2 separate regions of the Homo sapiens genome follow, and region 2 is linked to region 1. A link is a contact called in ENCODE Hi-C or POLR2A ChIA-PET data. All regions are on one chromosome and are shown on one strand. Each heading gives the region's core, a stretch centred on a gene start or an enhancer-like site at or near the end of the contact. The rest is flanking DNA. Distances are from core to core; before and after follow the strand shown. Region 1 holds the start of BLVRA (biliverdin reductase A). Region 2 holds the start of URGCP (upregulator of cell proliferation).

The links. A loop is a pair of places that touch in the nucleus more often than their neighbours do. ChIA-PET counts read pairs that join two places held with the same protein, here RNA polymerase II (POLR2A). Pooled maps may share reads with other maps.
Region 2: a pooled map shows a loop between it and region 1 (2.5-fold over the local background). The contact joins the promoter of URGCP here to the promoter of BLVRA in region 1. A Hi-C loop is called at or near these places in 3 of 50 pooled maps. POLR2A ChIA-PET finds 5 or more read pairs at or near these places in 5 of 52 experiments (HepG2, MCF 10A, PC-3 and 2 more).

The regions. Positions count from the first base shown.
Region 1 is chr7:43,756,188-43,760,846 of GRCh38, reverse strand. BLVRA (biliverdin reductase A) reads right to left here and starts at 2,167. Exons shown (of 8, transcript NM_000712.4): 1 at 2,113-2,167. It also overlaps the pseudogene LOC107986727. RefSeq lists silencers at 1,743-2,062, 2,073-2,462 and a cis regulatory region at 3,484-4,251.
Region 2 is chr7:43,903,732-43,908,730 of GRCh38, reverse strand. URGCP (upregulator of cell proliferation) reads left to right here and starts at 2,135. Exons shown (of 6, transcript NM_001077663.3): 1 at 2,135-2,169. The coding sequence starts at 2,156. URGCP-MRPS24 (URGCP-MRPS24 readthrough) reads left to right here and starts at 2,135. Exons shown (of 7, transcript NM_001204871.2): 1 at 2,135-2,169. The coding sequence starts at 2,156. RefSeq lists silencers at 1,710-1,869, 1,930-2,359.

The DNA of each region.
Region 1 (4,659 bases), core at 918-3,417:
CAGTGAGCCAAGATGGCGCCACTGCACTCCAGCCTGGGCGACACAGTGAGACTCCATCTCAAAAAAAAAAAAAAAAGACTCAAGAGGACATTGTCAGGAACTAAGCTCCCCTGTCACAAAGGCACTATATTCAGTGTTTTTTTTTTTAAATACACAAAAAGGTATACACTGTCCATTAATGGAAAGTTTCACTATTTGATTAAAGCTTAATTTGAAGCTGAGTAATGCAATGTCTTTTTCAAATTCCAAAATACATGGCTATCAACTTATTTCTAAAATCTTAAATATATGATTTACCACAAAAAACAAATGGCCCAACCTGTTACTACTGATAAATATATGATCATGTCATCAGAGTCCTGGATACGCCAAAGAGAATCAGAAATGAAAATGCGCGCAGCTCCTGCACAGTGGGATTCCCTGTCAGCCCACGGTTCTGATGGAGTGTCGCCTCTACATAGAAGTCAGTGCAATTTTGAGTATTTTACCAGATTTTCAGTTCTAGAAAAAATGACTGGGAGTAATAAGCAGTGTAGATCAAAAACTAAATACAATTATAACAAAGATGAAAATTAATAGATGTGGCCCAAAGTGGCAAATCTTTGACTTTAATCACATGCTAACTGGATAGGCAGGGGGTACAAAGAATAAAAAAGTAAAGATCGGCCGGGCGCGGTGACTCATGCCACGCCTGTTATAATCCCAGCACTTTGGGAGGCCGAGGCGGGTGGATCACCTGAGGTCAGAAGAATTGCTTGAACCCAGCAGGTGGAAGTTGCAGTGAGCCGAGATCGCGCCACTGTACTCCAGCCTGGTGACAGGGCGAGGCTCTGTCTCAAAAAAAAAAAAAAAAAAAAATTACATATGAAATGTGGGAAAACACACTGAGAATTATTCCTAAAAAAGTTGAAGTATAATTAGAGACCCTATTGTAATTTTTAGCTCTCTGGCTACAGAATTTCCCTTCTGATACTTTGTCTAACATTTGACTTGTTTTTCTGGAATGCATCCCGTTAAGGGAAGGATGAGCATATTTATCAATACAATCTTTTAGGAAATAATTAGGAATATACCAATACCTTTATTTCCATAATTTTAATATCTTCTTGGGAATCGTACTATAGAAATTACATTAATGATGGAAAAACTTTCAGCACAGTATTGCTTCCTTTGTAGGTGGTGATGATGACAGCTAACATTTACTGAATCCTTCCCATGCTGAAAACCCTATTGTAAGCTATTTATGTTCGCTAAGTCACTTATTCTTCAGGGCTATCCTACTAAGTAAGCATTATGATTACCCCCACTTTTACAGGTGAGAAAATCGAGGCAACAAGAGGTTGGTTAACGTGCCCAAGATCAGATCGCACAGCGGTATAATAGGATGGAAAACTCCTATCACATAATGAACGTTAAGTGAAAAAAATTAGTATCCAAAACTGTAAGTCTGATGTCTCATTCTTTTTATAATTTAAGTAGTTTATAAATACCCTCATTATTAGCCATATTTCTGAGCACTTCATATGTAGAGTGCACTTTACAGAACACTGTCATGTAACCCTCACACCGTCTACGAAATAAGTGATAGTTTCCAGTTTCCAAAAACGAAAGCGGGGCTAGGAGAGGCCAAGTGCCTCGCGTGGCGCCTCAGGATTCGCCCCAGCGGAGCAGACCCCAGGGCATCCCAGGCGGGTCCCGGCCGAGCTAGCGGCCCTGCGGTGGCTACGCCCGGGCCCAGCCGCTCGCGCTCCTGGAGCCGCCGGACTACGCGGCACGCGGACGCCGAGCCTGCCCTCTTGGGTCTACATAAAAACCGAAACTACGGGCAGTCTTAACCGAAATGGAGACTTAATTTTTTAGACTGTCTTTTGTGTAGTTGAGAAAGCCCCTTGCCGGGACCCGCGCTGCTGGGCCTCCGACCGCGTCCTCACTCCGGGCCCGGGCGGGGCGGGGCGGGGCAGGCGGCGCCCAGGCTGCGTCCCGGCTCTGGCGGCCGCGGGCCCGGGCCTCCTGCGGGCCTGGGGCTTCGAGCTCAGGCCCTAGCGCTCTATGGAAGCCGCGCGCGACCCCCGCTCCCCTGCGCGCGACCCCCGTTCCCCGCGCGCGCCTCACCTGACGCGGGCACCGCTCTCCGTGCAGCCTCCGGGCGCCACCGGCTTTGCGGACCGGGGCGGGATCCCAGCTCCGATTGGCTGCCCGGCTGGGGGGCGGGGGCCCCGAAGCGGGGTGGCGGAGACCGGGAGGGGACCGGAGGCGGTGGGGAAGGGAGTGGACGGAAGGGGAGGGAGGGTCCCGGCCTCGTGCGGTCGCGCGTGAGATCCTGGCCTCTGTGCCCTGGGTCTGGCGCCTGGGGCCGTAAGAACCGTCCGTGCGCCTGCCCTGTTCTCTGCACCCAGCTTGGTGGCGAGGGGTGGGTGGTGGGTGCCGGCCGACCGGAGGGCGTATGGAAGTGGCTGGGCCCCCTCACGGTGTGCCTGGCCCCCTCACGGTGTGCCTGGCCCCGGCGTGGGGGGGGCAGGCCCGGGGGGTGTCGCATCTCTCTTATCCGCCCCCCACTCACCACGTAGAACCCACTGGATCCCATTGGTATTTAGTGGCCCCGGGCCGACTGAACTGGCGCCGAGGCTTACCTGAGTCCTTCCTGTAAATGTGAGGAGCGGAGGGAATATTCCAGGAGGCCGGTGTCTGCGATGTCCTGCTCTTGGGTAGCTAGGAAGTAGTGAACGTGGTCTAGGGAACTGCCTGGGCTCTTATCCACCTGGGAATGGGTTTGTTGGGGATCCTGATGTGGGAGAAGCCAGGGAGCTTCTAGCCTAGTGGGGCTAGGGGAGAAAACAGGGAGAGGGGTGGATTAGGCTGAAGGAAAGAGATCTCTGATCTTAAAGGCAGCGTTCTGACGGGTAAGGTTGACTGGCATTTTCCCCAACAAAGAGTTCTAGTACCGTATTCCATGACCTGACAAGCCTGTTTAAGTGAGGTTTTGTTGAGTGCAAAGAGAGAAGGCTTGGCTTTGAATTTTTATCTCCAGGCGGGACCTGCCTCCTGAACTCCATACTCCTCTATCCAGCTGCCTCCTTAATACCTCCTCTTGGATCTCTAAAATACATTTCAATCTCAACACATCCAAATCTGTGCCCCTGATCTCTTCCCCATAGCATCACCATCTCGATGGCAACTCCATCTTCCAGTTGTCAAGGCCAGAAACCTTGCTGTTTCAGAAACCTTTCTCTCACATCCCACCTCCAGGGCCCAAAAATTCTGTTGGTTGGATCTCCCTAGCATACCCAGAGCCTGACCACTTCTTACCTCTGCCTCCATCATCTGCTACCTGGGTCATGACAGTGGTCTCTTCCCTGATATCCCTGCAGCCTGTCCCCATAAAGCAGCCAGAGTGACCTTAAAAAAAGAAAGCCAGATCAAATTCCTCCTCTGCCCAAAACCTTCCCAGTGGTTTCCCAAACTCAGAGTAAAACCCAAAGCCCTGCCTGATCTGCTCCTCTGTTACCCCTACAACCTCATCTGCTACTGCCTCCCCACTGGCTCACTCTGCTCCAGTCACTCTGGCCTCCCTGCTATTTCTTATGCAAGGCAGACAGGGCTCTGCTGCAGGGTCTTTGCACAGGCTCCTGTCTGTTTGGAATGCTCGACTACTTCTCACTCTTCCTGATATTTTCTCAAATGCTGCCTCATTGAGAACTACCCTAACCACTCCATTTGAAATTGCCACCTGCCCCACTCCTGAATGACTTATTTCTTTAGCTCCTGACTGAATTTGTTTATTTAGCTTATTGTTTGTTATCTGTCTCTTCCATCCACCCCTCCCTGCTGCTGCCCCTTGGGTCATGATATGTCCTTTCTCGGAAAAATAACTGCCACTGATGAGGTACCATATTTTCACTGGCAAGGCCTAGGACATAAGCCAAACTCTGGGGTCTGATTGTGCAGTCACTTTAAATAAACCACAAGAGAAAAGAGTGATTCCCCAAAAGGACATGCTGAGTGCTGCTGCTAGGAGAAGGGATGCTGGCTAGGCAAAACCACAGATGTTCACTTGCTGAGTCAGACCAGTACACCCAGAGGAGCTTTGGGAAAGCCTGTGAGAGGGGCCCTCCATGTCCTTGAGAGCAGAATTTAAAGATGAGACCTCTAACCCCCTCACTTTCTTGTAATGATGTGTTATGAATGCATTGATTTATTTATCTTATCCTTCTAAAGTCTAGTTTTGTATTCAGTTTCTACTTTTTTGAGTAAGAGCTTCCCATTCTACAAAGTAGTGACTCTCTTCAACCTGAAGAACTTTGTGGGAGGTTGGGGGGACAGTAAGACTGCTGTAGGCCACAAGTGACAGAAACCCCACCCAAACAGATTAACAGTTAGGAGGTGTATTAAGGCTCCAGCTCCATTTCTGTGTCATTCTCTTAGCTCTTTTTCTCCTATGTGTAACAAGATATGAAAGTATAGATTTTGATTAGGACAACAAGATATACTAATGTGAAATTCTAGGAAGAGATCTCCAAAGATGTAAGAAAGAATCAGGCGGGAGCCACCTGTAATCGCAACACTTTGGGAGGCCCAGGCAGGCAGGTCGCAGCCTGGGCAACATGGTAAGACCCCGTCTCTACTAAAAATACAAAAATTAGCCAGGTATGGTGGCATATG
Region 2 (4,999 bases), core at 886-3,385, 150 kb before region 1:
AGAAAGAGGAATTCTTTCAAGGGGCAATAAAGGATTACTAGGGAGAAGGAATGGATCAGGGCACAGAGATTAACTTGTACGCTATCCTATGAAAGGGTCTTTTCAGGTGTGGTTACATTCTTGGTCTTACAGGGAGGGCAAGAAAAACAGTTGTTCTCCTTGGAGGGTCTGGACTTTAAGCAGATAAAGACATTTTCTGTTTTGGGAGAAACCAGTGGGGAGGGAGATCAGAGAGACCTTGAGACTTCTTCAGTTCAGCTTGTTAAAGTGCCATATTTTGGGGTTATTGGTTTCTGAACCAGATTTTATGTCAGTAAACATGTATTCCTTATGTTTAAAAGAATGCTTATTTAGGCCAGGCATGGTGGCTCACGCCTGTAACCCCAGCACTTTGGGAGGCTGAGGCAGGCAGATCACCTGAGGTTGGGAGTTTGAGACCAGCCTGACCAACATGGGGAAACCCTGTCTCTACTAAAAATAGAAGAATTAGCCAGGTGTGGTAGTGGGCGCCTGTAGTCCCAGCTACTGGGAGGCTGAGGCAGAATTGCTTGAACCCGGGAAGTGGAGGTTGCAGTGAGCCAAGATCTCGCCATTGCACTCTGGCCTGGGTGACAGGGCAAGACCCTGTCTCAAACAAACAAAGAAAAAATTCTTTTAGTTTGATCTCCTTCATTTCATTACTCCCTTGAATCAGGCATTTAGGATTTAGGATTTCCCATTCCTCAAACTCTTCCTAACTCTGGTCCTCCTGGATTTGTCCTTATTTTGGGTGTCACAAGTTCGCGTGGCTTTACCTATCAGCTCCCATTTACAGAGCATTAATTATCTTCTGAACTCAAGGTAGCAGTTATGAATTTCTTTACCGAAGAGGACAAGGAGGCTCAGAAACATTGACTGGATTCTCCCAGGAGGAAAAGAGACCATGCATCACGCAATGTTTACTAACATTTAAAAATAGTTACAAATGTTTACAAATATTAATTCATTTAATCTTCACAGAGAGGAAGGGACTTATTTTTAGCCTTATTTTTCAAATAAGGAACTGTGGCCCTGGAAAGGTTCTATCTTGCAGGGGCTCCTGGGGCTGGTAATTGGTGGAGCCCAGATTCCAACACAGGTATTCTGGCTTCAGAGCTAAGGTTTTAATCACTGCTTTGCTGTCTTGTATTCTTAATAGTAGTAAACATTTTTAAATAGTGGTTGTTAATGATATTTTACTTTTAACTTTAATTTTATTTTTAAAAATGAAACGGGCGGGGCGGGCAGGGGGTCATCTCAATATGTTGCCCAGGCTGATCTCAAACTCCTGGGCTCAATCGATCCTCCTGCCTCGGCCTCCCAAAGTGGTGGGATTACAGACGTGAGCCACTGCGTTCGGCCAGTGATATTTAATATAATACTAAAAATGTTATCAACAATGGTTTACATTGTCCAGAGCTTTTTATTAAGCATTTTCACTTAGATCATTTTTGGAAACTCATTTTGCAGAGAGAAGAACTGAAGCTGAAAAATCTACCTGCCTAAGGACTCATAACTTGTAAGAATAGTTGTGAAACCTCACTGGAGGAACTGCAGATTCATTATTTTTCTTAATAACACACTATAAAGAATAATAAAAGTGCTTCGCATTGCCTAGAGCTTCACAAGGCCACTTTATACACATTTTACAATGGGTACCGTCTCAGAGAGGCCAGCAACTCGTCCAACACAGCACTGCAAGTAAGAAGTAGGAAAGTTATTGTTTTGCTTAATAATAAGGCCTTACGCTTCAGGGCTAAAGAAAAGCCTTTTCTTACAGAAATTAAACTCCAATTACAGAAAGGTGTGAAGTTCAGTAAGGCCCTGGGGCAGGTTATCCTACAGCTTTTGGCACCGCAGGCACCGCCCGGCGAGTTCCGGCCTCCAGGCACCTGGGCAGGTGGGCGTTGGGCGGGCTGCGGGCTGACCTGGGCCGCCCCGCCCCCACCCCGCCCCAGCTGTCCCCGGGCTGCTCCGAGAGGACCCCGGGCCCACCTTACCCCACCTCACCCCACCTCCACCCCTGGAGCGCGTCCCGGAGCGGGCGGGCGGCCGGCGGGCCAGGCCCCTCCCCGGCGCCGAGCCGCGGCCGCGCGGAGGAAGCGAAGGAGGCGGGAGCGGAGACCTCGCTGCGCTCATGGCGTCGCCCGGGTGAGTGCCGCCTCGCAGGCCCTGCGCCCCCGCGGCTGCCGGCAGGAACGGGAGCGGGACCCGGAGCGGCTCTGGCCTGCGGGCTCTGGTCTGGGATGCGGCCCGGACCCGGCCAGGGGCGCCCCCGCCCGCCAGGCCCACCAGGCCCACGGCCCGCTCGCGCCGACCTTGGGCGGACCGGCCGCGCGGGCGTGGGGGGCGGGCGGGGGCGCCGGCGGAGGACAGCGGTCCCCCGGGATGCGGGGGTCCGGGTACGCGGGCCTAGGGGATCCGGGGAGGGCGCGAGGCCCGGAGGTGCCCGGGGCGCGGCGGGAGCGAGGGCCCGGCGAGCGGCTGGGGAACCGGGGTGCGGGTCCTCGCCGCGGCCCGGGGCAACCCGCGGAGGCCTGGAAATGCTTCGCTCCGGCGCCTGGTATCGATGTTCCTGGGTTTTAAACTTGCTCGCGTTGGGAGTGGACGCTTGTTTGCCGCGTCGTTGAGACGTACCCAGAATGTCAGGATCCGGGCAGATGCAGACCCTTTGCTGACAGCCGGAGAGCCGCTCCGGGATCTCCTTGGTCGGGGCCATTGCCTACCGGCCTGCCTTGGGGTGGCTGCGCTTATTTTGATATTACCTCTTTTCAACTTTTTTGATTTAAATGTTATTCCTTTTAGGAAATGATGGCGACACATATAGTTTGTAATTTTTGAGAAAAAATTCTCACTTGGCAAACTAAAACCTCAGTAATTCATTATTTTTTTGTTTTTTGTTTTGATAATTTTACTAGTACTGAAATTTGGGAATGACAGTCCAACACTTTCATTTTACAAAGAAAGAAATTAGGCTCAAGGTCATCGCTTTAGTTGTTAAAATTCTTCTTTGACTGTTACCCATCATTCAGAGGGTCTTGGATCTAGTGGCTGTGATAGCCATTCAGAACAGTTCCCAAAGAGCTTTACAGGTGTGTGTTCAGTGGTAGGGGTGGGGAGGGGACGGTGCTAAGGGGCCGGGATCATGGATTTCGTGCCTCCTCCAGATGAGGCCTGAGCCATGCCCTGGGGTGATTTGGCTCAGTACAGTGGGCCTGAATGAAGCAAGCTGAATTTGAACCCCGCCTGCTGTCTTTCTAGGCTTTGGGGCAGTGGTCATTTCCGGGACCAGGCCTTTTCATTGCCAGCTGACTACCCAGCACTTTGAGCTCATGAATAGAGTAAGCAGGGAACCATCCCTGGGAAGGCCAGGCTGATTGACCTAGGGGTTCAAGGTCCTGCAGCATTCCTTTCCCCCTTGTCAGGAAAGGGTGGGCAGAGCCTCCTGGAGGCAATGTTGAGGGTGGCTGAACCTGTGTGGGGCTGCCCTGAACGAAGCTTTAAAAAAAAAAAAAATAGTGGTGCATTTGGTGCCCAAGTACACTACTTTGTAGACATGGGTCAGAGGTGGACTTAATGCTTCACTGGTGTTTCTGTGAGCCAGTAGGGCTTAAACTGTGTCCCTGTAGTTGGTGACATTTGGTATTTGCGGTTGTGATTATTTGTGTGACCCCCATGAGTCTGCAGTTTGTAATCTATAATTTTCTGCGGGATATCCATTGCAAAAGCTGAGGTCTCAAAACCTTTAGTATACAAGTCATGCACCACAAAATGACAGCGGAGGACCACGTTATATGACAGTGGTCCCATGCACAAATACTTATCATTGTGTTAGTTGCCTACAGTATTCATACTGTAACATGCTGTACAGGTTTGTAGCCTAAGAGCAACAGGCTGTACCATATTGCCTAGGTGCATAGTACACCTTACGATGTAGGTTTGTGTAAGTTTGCCCTATGATGCTCACACAAGGACCAAATTGCCAAATGACACATTTCTCAGAATGTATCCCTGTTGTTAAGTGACTCATGACTGTTGCTTTATTTCATTTTGTGGGGTAAGCTATGCACATATTATGTACACTGGCAGACATAGCTCCTAAGTGTCCACTTCTACAGGCTTCCCTGGTAGATCAGAGTCTAGCTAGGAAGACAGTGCTTTCTGAGACCCTCAGGGCTATCTCAGTCAGCCAGCTAGCAAACATTTAAGCTACTGCACTAGGTATCTTAGGGAGCAAGTCCACAGATAAAGGGCAGGGATGGGAAGGGACTGGTGATCTGGACTGGGCTAGTCATAGAGGAGTCTCCAAATTGATGTTTTTATTAAGTGACAATCTCCATGAGTTGGGAAGGAAAGAAGAAACGCTGACCATTTTTGAGGACCTTATGAATATGCCAGGCATTGTGCTAAATAAAGGAAATGGCAATCAAAGGATATGAAGGCATCAAAGGAAAAGATGTGTTTGAGAAATGCCCCATGGCCCAGTGTGTTTGGAGCTAAGTGGAGACAAGTTCAGAGGATGAGACTGGGACCAGATGATGGGACCTGGTCCCGTTTGTGGACTCACTGCCCACCACTCGCTGAAGGTAAATGAAACTATTTGCATTGGTGGAGCTCTCAGAGAATCAATGTGACAGCAGTATAGAGACGGCAGAGAGGGCAGAAGACAGGGAGCAGCTCATGCTGCCATCTCCCCTCTTTCGAACAGGCCTCACTCAACAGCTCATCTCTTGTCTTTGCCCCTTGCTTGGCTGTCTCACAACTGCCCAGATCTTCCTTGTCTGCCAGCTCCTCTGCCTGCTCTTTCACTGTTGGGGTTTCCTTGGGCTCTATAATCCATCTCCGCTAGTCCCAACACATGTTCTCTGCATGGTCACATCTGTTTTAGTGGCTTTAACTGTTGTCTGAATCAGAGGTTCTTAACTTAGGCTCCATGATTCATGGATGGGCTTCTGGGGGTCCCTTTGTTCTCTGAAATTGT